Regions from separate parts of the Homo sapiens genome. Here region 2 is linked to region 1. The links are chromatin loops, found by intact Hi-C in ENCODE. Cell type or tissue: IMR-90. All regions are shown on one strand.

Region 1 (5,000 bases):
GGGCCCTCGGTGCTCAGGGGGGCCCAGGGACCTGTGTTGCCCAGCTTGGCAGCTCTGCTGAGCTGTGCGAGAACCTGTGAATCAGCCGAGGCCCTGTCGTTTTCGCTGATGCTCCTATGGGTGTTCATTCCAGATGGTTTTCCAAGAAACCGACTCATGGCCTTCCGTAATCACAGTGCTGAGGTTGTGCCCTTGGAGACTTTGTCATACTTTTACTCCTTACTCCAATTTGGCTGTCAGTGATTATTCTTGTTTTTTATAATAGCTTTATCGAGGCATTGTTCCCGTGCCAGACAATTCACCCCGTTCAGGTGTACAGTTAGGTGGGTTTTAGGGTGTCTGCAGGGTTGTGCAGCCTAAATAATGAAGAAAGCAGCGAAAGCTTATTTTGATTTTGTGGTGATGGGGAGCCATGGGAGGGTTTACGGAACGTTGGGATGATGTTTATATTCTAGAAGGAGCTTTCTGGCAGCCCTCGGGAGAGGGAATCGGGGAGTGTGTGAGGGAGGCAGGGAGGCCGGGTAAGGCCTGAGTGGTGAGAACCTCTGTGAAGCCAAGGGCTCTAGTGCTGCAGAGGAGAGAGAAGAGGAGGCACGGTTCCCAGAGTGACGGGAGCACAGGGAGGGCTGGGCAGAGCCGCCCCAGCCTCCTGACCCGGGCTGTGCAATGCTGGGGAGACGGAAGGAGGCAATCCTGGAGGAGCCCTTGCTGACAGCCCCAAGTTGGGTCGAGGGCCTTGGTTTTGGTTGCCGGGCAGAATGGCAGCACTGAGCAGAGCCATCTCCGCTGCACACACACACACACTCGTACCCGTGCTTGTGTCCGCCCCACTGCAGGCACTCACTTGTACACACCTGTGTGTGGTTGTGTTTTTCTTCTCGTGATGCTCACAGAATGTACATGGAGACAGATTCGCACACTGAGGTGACGAGGCAGAGATGGAAGCCTAGGCCTGCCCTTGGTGTGGTTCCCTCATGGCTGCTGAGGGGAGCCTTAGAGAAGGCCGCTCCCTGTGCGGGCCTGGAGCTCCGGAGCAGCCACCAGGGACGGGAGCCTGGGAGCCGTCAGCCCTCGAGGAAGGCCTGGGAGCCGTCAGCCCTCGGGTGGCCCTCGGATGGCCCTCGGAAGCCATGTGGAGTCACGGGCACGCAGGAGGCAGGAGAGGCCATTCTCCCCTTGCCCAGGGTGGAGGGTGAAGGGCGGGGCAGCTGTGGAGGAGGGAGGCTGGGAGTTGCTCCAGCTGTGGTGTCTGCCACCTGCCTGTGCTTTTAGAGGCTTATTCTTTCAGGGACGCTTTAGCTACAGAGTACTATTTTTTGTCTTTTCTTCAGTGAAAATAGCGACCCGTGGCGTATCCACTCCGCACAGGTGTTTGGCTTTCCCAGAGGGCCTCGAGGGGACGCCGAAGGCTGTCATTTGGGGCTGTCTGCCCAACTCTGAGCCAGCCTGTCTCTAGGGTGCTCAGAACATGGCACCCTGAGGCATAGACATCATGTAGATCCGCACCATAGACGGGGCTGTAGAGAAGCCAGTCTGGCACTTTTGTGGGGGATGTTTGTGGCTGAATTACACCTTTGGGCATCTGTGGTTTCCTTTTGGACACAGAGAACTCAGCGTGTGTTGTCATTTATTTTCATGTCATGGTTTAGACTAAAAAGGTTTCCATTTTCTGGTTGGGCACAGAAAGGCCCCGGATCACCTCCGAGCCCCAGGACGCAGATGTGACCTCGGGGAACACCGTGTACTTCACCTGCAGAGCCGAAGGCAACCCCAAGCCTGAGATCATCTGGCTGCGAAACAAGTGAGTTGGGGCCAAACAGAAATGCCCCTGTGCATCTCTCGGAGTTACACTCAGACACCCAAACCACACCTCACTCCCCACCAAGGCCCACGTCCACTTTTCCTCCTCCACGTAGGGAAAAGTACAAAGGAGAAACTATTTCTGCTCCTTTTCCGGTCTTACATGGCAGGGGGTGTGACGACGTTTCTGCCAGGCTGGGGCCCCTTCCCCACTCTCTCCTGGGCAGCACAGGGGTGCCCTGGCTGGGCAACGCGTCACTGCGGCCCTTCCCGGTGGGAGGGAGGGAGAGCATGCTGGTTGTTCTCTCCCTGCCTGCTGACGTCTGGCAGCAGCCTGTTTGCTCTGGTCACTGTTGTTGGCAGCCTTGACCTGGGGCATTGTGACCAACCTGAGTGGGTGCGGGAGGGGCCCTGACCTCTGCTGGGACGGCGTCCTCAGGAGCCTGGAGCGCCATGCAGCTGCTGACACAGGTTCGCTCAGCTCCCGTGTGGATCTAACTTGTCTCCCAAACAAAGGAAGTCTTCTCTTGTGTCCACAAACATGCTGTGGACCTGTTAAGGCTAAGACGGCCCTGGCTGCGGCTGTCAGGGTGACGGAGGGAAGTCCTACCGCTGACCATTACATGCGTCCTGGCAGCGAGCCCCACCTGTGAGCCAGGTGTGGGGAGCACCCCTGCGCTGCTGGGGTTTGTGAGCTGGGGCTGTGTTGGTTAAGGAGTGATGGAGTCTAGGGGGAAGAGATGGGAGGAGGTGAAAGGCGTGCAAGGGGGGTGGGTGGGGCAGGACCTGGGTGCAGGGGCAGAGAGGCCTAGGTGGGAATGAGGTCAGATTGCCGGAAGGCACCTGGGGCCAAATCACTGAGGGTCCTAAGTTGGAGTGGAGCACTTTCAAAGTGACCTTTTGAAAGGAATCCTTAAAAGAAAATCCTGAAGTAAAGCCACCATGTCCTACCTTCTCCCATCTGCCTGCGTGAGGACAGCTTCTGAAGGAGCTCCTCCTGCCGGCCCAGCCCCAGCACTCCTGCGCTGCTCCTCTCTGGCCATGTTTAGTCATGAGGCAGCAAGAGGGATGCGTCTGAGATGTGAGCCCTGTGATACTCGGGCTCAAACTGAGTCATTGTTTGATACTCGGGCTCAAACTGTGATGAGGCACAAACTGAGTCATTGTTCCAGACTCCAGAGGCAAACCGGGCTGGGCTTGGCTCTCGGGCAAGGTGGTGTTTATAGAAGAGATGGACAGGAGCAGGGAGCTGGCCATCCCCAGTGGTCAGGAACAGAATGGGAAGATGTGTTCATGCTGAAGAGGACATGGGAGGTTTGTTCCAGCTCTAGATTTTGTTATCCTCATGACTGAAAAGTCATATTGACCTTGGCTGCAGTGCCGGACAAGGAGCCTGTAAGGTGCAGTCACTCTCTTCACAGCTTTTGTCTTGGATGGCTCCCAAGTTGATGAGATTTAAAATCCAGAGAACACTGGAGGAATTCTGCAGTATTATGTTGTGTGCATTTAAAAGTCAGGGAAGCATAAATTTGGCCCCAGTCCATCACACCTACATTTTATATACGAAAAAATTGATGCCCGCAGTTGAAATCTCACAGCTAAATATGGCAGAGCTAGAGCCAAAGCCCTGAGGCCTGGTGACCTGTGCTGGGCTCTGCCCTCCACCAGCTCGAGTCTCACCTGCCGGCTGGCCTTACCTAACATCCAGAGTCACCTGCAGGCCACCCTCACCTGCTGGCTCGCCGTGTTTCTGGTGGGGGGGATTGGGCCACATCAGAGAGAGTCTTGTTTATGGGGCCTAAGCTGACATTGCTTCCATCCAGCAATCCCTGTGGGTAAGGACAGATTGCAAGTTGGGGGATTGGTGCCAGGCGAGGAGAGCATGAGGAAGATTTGGGAGAAGGTGGGCGTTGGTCTTTCGAGTGTTCCCGACGGTTTGGCTGCGCGCTGGCAGGTTTCTGAGGGCGGTCATGGGGAAGTGCTTTTGCACAGTGCTGGTGCTGCTCCTCCTGCATGAGCGACCCAGCTTGGTCCAGGCTGCACAGGCTCCTTAGGAAACTCGCGTGGAAGGTGATGAATCTCGTGCACTGAGGAAGTGGGTTTCTGTTTCACAGAGGTCTTGTCTGTCTTGGTGATCTGCAAGTAGGAGTTCTCTGTAGGCCCGTCTGCATTCTCAGAGGGCTCCGTGCCTGGCTGTTCTTACTCTGTCCTCACACTTGCCATAGACTGGGATCTCAGTGGCATCCAATGTCACCTCTCTCCTCTTCACCTGCTTCTGCATAAAGGGAACTAAAGTGAAGTTACAGGTGGGGTGAGGGTGAGAGGCGGCAGGACTGAGCGTTGGGGTAAAGGTTGCAGCTTTTCTTGGCTGCCCGAAGTGTGTGTGATGCAGCATGGCCCCAGGGGAGGTCCTTGCTGCCCGAGGACTGGCCAAGCCATGCAAAGGTGGGGTCACCTGTGTCCTGGCCTCTTCGTGGTGCAGTGCCACAGGTTCCTCCCAGATCCCAGAGGGAGGCCAACCAGCAGCTTGCAGGCACTGTTTGTTAAAATACAGATAGAGAGGTCTGGCGCACACCTGCAATCCCAGCACTTTCGGAGCCCGAGGCAGGAGGAGCGCTTAAGCCCAGGAAGCTGAGGCTGCAGTGAGCAATGGTTATACCGCTGCGCTCCAGCCTGGGCTGCAGAGTGAGACTCTGTCTCTAAAATAAAAAAATAAAATACACATAGATACAGCTCTGGCTTTTAGTAATGTAAAAATGTTTCTACCCTTTTTAGTTAATTCACCAGAAACGAAAGAAAATGTTTCCTTGGAATTTTTTCCGTTTTGTTCATTGCTTTCTCCTTTGGAATTAGAAACACTTTAAAACATGTAGATAGATTGAACACGTGAATACTAAGGATAAGTACCTGAGTGAATGAGATGTGCAAATACACGGTCCCCTTTTCAGAATTGCCTGTTAGGTCAGGGCTGCCAGGAAGGAGGAGACCCTGGAAGGTGAGCTGTTCCTCGCACAAGTTGTGCCTGCTGCAGGGCTGGAAACCCCTGTGCTGGGGATGGGTGAGGTACGTCTTTGTGCTTTCAACACTTGACCAGACCATATTTCTGTCTTTGTAGTAATGAGCTGAGCATGAAGACAGATTCCCGCCTAAACTTGCTGGACGATGGGACCCTGATGATCCAGAACACACAGGAGACAGAC
Region 2 (5,000 bases), 120 kb before region 1:
CCCTCCCCAGCCTGCTCAGCCCCATCCTCGGAGGAGGCCTGGCGTATGAGGGCCTGGGCGGAGCCCCTACATCACCTTTCTCAGCAGTGCTGTCTCCCATGACCGCCGCAGCGTGCTGGCCAGCTCCAAGACGTTCTGAGAGGGCTCCCCTTTACTCTGGGCCCCTAAGGCTGGGTCAGAGGCCCCAGGAATAACAAATGTCTTCTCACTGCAAACATGCCTCACATCTCAGTGTGAGTTGATGTTGTGGGCAAGGAGCATTACTCCCATTTTCCAGAAAAAGAGCCCACAGTTTGTCTGGCTAGGATAGTAAGGAACGGGCAGCAGTGACCCTGAGACACTCAGCTTCTTGCCACCCTGGAGGAAGGCTCAGGGAAGCAAACGTGTGTCCACGTGCAAGAAGCCCGGGGCCCTTCGTGTGTGGGCTGGAGATGCAGGAGATTCAGGGGCCACGGGGGATGCACTTGAGGGAGGTGAGGCTGCAAGACCTGGCAGATACCCGTCGGTTCTGGTTTTGGGTCTCCAGACATTCTCTCTGACCCTGGACGGGGCTCACCAAGCAGCCTGGTTCAGGAGATTATCATTTTGGCCAGGGCTTTGATGGGATGTTTGTTCAAACTGCATATTTTGTTCCACAGCTAAGCAGATTTAACACAATGAGATTTGTTCCATTTTGAGAAAAGCAAAGCATTTATAAGCATGGGAGCCCCGCCACCCCCATCCCAGCCACAGACCCGGGTAGCACGGGAAGGAACAGCCTAACTCCTGAGTCTCACAGAGATTCCTGAACATAGGAAGATATCTCTGCCTCTGCAGAAGGGGCTAGACTTTCCAGCAGAGAACATAAGTTGAAGGAGGAATGGATCTAAAATGTGTCCCCAAGAATTTTGCTGGGGACAATGAGACAGGGTGCCGCCCCTGCCTTGGTCACCCCACAGGCTGCTTCTCCGCTAAGCCGGGGGAGCAGTTGGACTTCCGTTTACTCTGGGCCCCTAAGACCAGATCACAGGCCCCAGGAATAACAAATGTCTTCTCACTGCAGACACACTGCACAGCTCAGTGTGAGTTCATAATGCAAGGAGCATTATTCCCATTTTCCAGAAAAAGAGCCCACACTTTGCCTGGCTAGGATAGTGGAATAGCCAGAAGCACCTCTGAGATGCTCAACCAGAGGCGAGCTGGGCTGGGCTCATCCAGGAGGGCCCGCTGAGGGCCAGCGATGGCGAGGCCTCTGCAGGGTTCCCTGAGCACAGACAGGAGGGGCCGAGGGGCCTGTAGCAGCCACCGTCTAGGAAAGCCACCAGATGCAAAGGGCAGGAGCCGCCCTCTGCTCAGGGAAACTGCAGAGGTGCCCATCCTGCTGCTGGCCTTCCCCCTGCGTGTACCTTTTTAAAAACCTCGGGACCTGGGCCATGACGCCTCATTCTAGATTAGATTCCGTCATAGAAAACCTACGTCTGCTTACACTGACATCATCTCTAGTAAGGTCCCAGCCACAGCTGCCACCAGCTGTGAGTGCAGGCACGTGGCCACCCAGGAAGGGCTACAGAACGCTCTGGAAGACAAGCACCGGGCACGCAGCCCTTCGAGGCCCACCCAGGAGTCGTGGGAGGGCAGGCATCCACTCCTGAGCCTGCAAGGGGGCGGCTGGGAGGGGAACATTAATTTGATAAATAACCCCAAAGAACACGAATGAGAAGGTCACCCAGGACGTGCATGGAAATAAATCTGTGTGATTTCAGTGTGTTCTCCACAGGGGACCGTCCCTGCAGGAATGGTGGGGGCTGCGATTCCTTCCAAGGAGAAGGCCGGCCCTCCCCACTTCATCCTGGAGGGCGCCTCTGAGGTGCTTCAGTTTTCTAACAGAGGGTCTGGGCCTGAGGCTGGTGACTGGGAGAACCCGGGATTTGACCCAGTACAGCCAAGGGAGGGCCAGAACATAGGAGAAGGCAGGGCCGACAGGGAGAGGAGGAGAGACTCTCGTGAGAGGACTTAGGAATGACACGTCAGGGAAGGAGAGGAGCGGGCAGGCCAGGCAAGCCAGCCCTGGACTCTGCGGGTCGGCCCGGTCTTCCAGGAAGAAGCCCCAGATCATGCACGGCAGAGGCACCCTTGGGTGCCCAAGGCAGACACCCCCATGGGCAGGGCAGCTCCCCGCCTGCTGCGTGTGAAGCTAGTCCTGTGCGGTTATAGGCAGAGGCCCTGAACTCAAGCCCCTTGACCTTGGTGATACTTAAATTATCTCTGGAATATGCGAGGAAGGGTCCGTGGTGGGCCTTTTTCCTTAGAGAAATGCAGGAAGACCACCCTGTGGGCACAGTGCCAGCCTGGTGCCATCTGAAGACACAGTGACACCTCCACACAGAAATGAGCATTGGAGGACTTAGCTGTGGCAGAATTTTATTCAGGCTAGAAAGGAGAAGTATTCGCATCAAGCCCCCTACACACTGCAGTCCCATCAGGCCGGCTGAGAGAACAGGATCGCGCAGGGAAACAGTCTCAGCTCCCCAGTTGTCAAGTGCAATGAATCCAAAGCATAGGCAGCAGGTCCTTCAATGACAAGCTATCACCACGGAAGCCTTTTTCTTTTCCTTTTTTTTTTTTTTTTTGTGAGACGGAATCTCGGTCTGTCACCCAGGCTGGAGTGCAATGGTGTGATCTCAGCTCACTGCAACCTCCGCCTCTCGGGTTCAAGCTATTCTCATGTCTCAGTCTCCCGAGTAGCTGGGATTACAGGCGCACGCCACCACGCCCAGCTAATTTTTGTATTTTTAGTAGAGACAGGGTTTAACCACGTTGGCCAGGCTGGTCTTGAATTCCTGACCTCAAGTGACCTGCCTGTCTTGGCCTCCCAAAATGCTGGGATTCCAGGCGTGAGCCACGGCGCCCGGCCCGAAGCCTTTCTCCTTCAGCGAGAGGCCCCTTCTTCGCACCCAGTAGACTGTGGCCCCCGGCAACGACCACGCGCTCCTAGGTCCTCCTGGTGTTACATGTCACGCACACTTGTGCGTTTCAGATTACCACGATGGAGAGCAACCTGAAGACCATCGAAGAGGAGAACAAAGTGATTGAGCAGCAGAACGAGTCTCTCCTCCACGAGCTGGCGAACCTGAGCCAGTCTCTGATCCACAGCCTGGCTAACATCCAGCTGCCGCACATGGTAAGTGACTGAGCACGCAAGGCAGGAATGTGGAGTCCTCCACAGCGCACAGCCTAAAGTAGATGCCGTTTTTATCGTTATTTTCATGGTTCTTCAGCCTTTGGCAAATGTTTGTGGTTACCACCCCGAAACCATACCATTAACTGCTAGAAACATGGGCGGGGCTGACCCCAGAAACTTAAGTGTGCTCTGAGCCGGCCTTTGAAATAGTATAAAACCAGGGGCACTATGCTATGATACTATTTTATGCTTTTGTAAATATACTATTAAGAAAATAAAAGTTGTATATGAACTACTATTTAATATCTCGTAGGATCCAATCAATGAACAAAATTTTGATGCTTACGTGACTACTTTGACGGAAATGTATACAAATCAAGATCGTTATCAGAGTCCAGAAAATAAAGCCCTACTGGAAAATATAAAGCAGGCTGTGAGAGGAATTCAGGTCTGAACAGCTGCTGTAGTGATGAAACTCTTGCTTAAAAAGGATGCCTCTTGTTTTTTGCTGCTGTAACTTACCAGAAAGTGTTCTATATTTATTTCTGTTTGAATTTGAAACAGTGTTATGCTTACAAGACTTCATAATGATTTTATGTCTTGCTTTAAAGATAGTACCTGCAGAATAGTTTTTGAATACACCCACATTTTGTACGTTTCCATGTAAGCTGACATAGTGTTCTGCCATGTAATGTTTATAGCTGCTGATGTATGCACATTTGGGGGTATATCTATTTCTGAAGAGGTAAGCTGATCAAAATAAATAGAGTGTAAATTCTTTTTAATGCTTTAGTGATTAAATGTTTTAGTATTTTGAACTGAAATGGACACACAAACACACACACGCACACACAGACCCACAGCTTTGAATGATCATGTTGTGGCTGAGCAGCCGCTTTTTAGACGTTATCATTTTGCCTCATGTTGGAGGACTTTATGGAATTTAAGAAATACATTTTGTGTGCATATTGTTTCATAGCAAGAATTCGTTGCAAAAATGCTTTATTTTTGAACAATGCTTGGAAATATTATGTGACTTTTTTGTTTGTTTGTTTTAGGAGGATGGTGTATGGTGGGGGCAATAAATGAGGTTTTTTGCATTCCAAGGAAATGGCATATGGATTAACTGTAAGAAATGAAATAAGTAATTTATTGTAAGACAACATCAAGCCATGGAAACTTGGCAGAAGATTCAAAGCAGCTTAAACAGCACTTTTAAATTAACTCCTAAGCGTTACATGGTTGTGACTATGGAAACTCCAGTTAAGACAGGATCTTATCAGAGGTGGACAACGTGAAGATTTCCTTTTCCATTTTCAATAAACTTTGGAACAACCTTCTCGTATCTCCCCTAGAGTTTCGTGCCCCTCTGAACTGTCTGTTATTGCAATGTAGTTTATCAACAGAATTTGTGTGTTTTCGATTTAAGCTAAAAGATAATTTAAGAACATTTATTTCCCCTTTTCACTTTAAAAAATTATGATTATTCCTATTATTGTTATGAACCTTCTTATTTTACATTTGAGGGATAAAGGCAAATGATTTGTGAGTCTTCTAGTTACTGGACCGAGTTTTCTGCTGGATCTGGTGGGAAGGCAGCTCGGTAAAGTTTCCCTCCTGCTCCCCCCGCCCGACTTTGACTCTGAATCAGCATTTGGTCCTATTCAGAGGACTCTTACCACGACGTTTCTGTTCTACACTTGGGTGGAGACCAGTTGACCATAGAGCATTTGCAGAGCCTCATTGTTTGATTTCTTGTGACTATTCTAAGAATGAATGCAATCAGATTTTAAAAGTAACTAAATATACTTCAGCACTTTTTTGCTTTAAACTAGATCAT

Evidence for each region. Hi-C counts contacts between places; a loop is a spot of excess contacts. Peaks named below come from ENCODE experiments on the same cell type or tissue, not always from the same donor. Only the 100,000 strongest peaks of a DNase experiment are listed, where the experiment ranks them.
Region 2: a loop joins it to region 1, with 7 times the contacts of the local background. A loop is called at or near these places in 1 of 110 quality-filtered maps.

What each region holds. Positions count from the first base shown.
Region 1 is chr2:1,673,728-1,678,727 of GRCh38, reverse strand. PXDN (peroxidasin) reads left to right here. Exons shown (of 23, transcript NM_012293.3): 8 at 1,684-1,801; 9 at 4,916-5,000. Among named protein-coding and RNA genes, the nearest start is that of LALTOP, 51 kb to the right of the region's middle. RefSeq lists an enhancer at 340-1,265. In IMR-90, a CTCF peak has its summit at 2,812 (motif pointing left); a DNase peak (open chromatin) is centred at 2,897; H3K27ac peaks cover 1,170 bases.
Region 2 is chr2:1,790,481-1,795,480 of GRCh38, reverse strand. It overlaps MYT1L (myelin transcription factor 1 like), which reads left to right. Exons shown (of 25, transcript NM_001303052.2): 24 at 3,017-3,160; 25 at 3,474-5,000. The coding sequence ends at 3,614. Among named protein-coding and RNA genes, the nearest start is that of PXDN, 48 kb to the right of the region's middle. In IMR-90, a CTCF peak has its summit at 3,098; DNase peaks (open chromatin) are centred at 3,160 and 3,620; H3K27ac peaks cover 1,026 bases.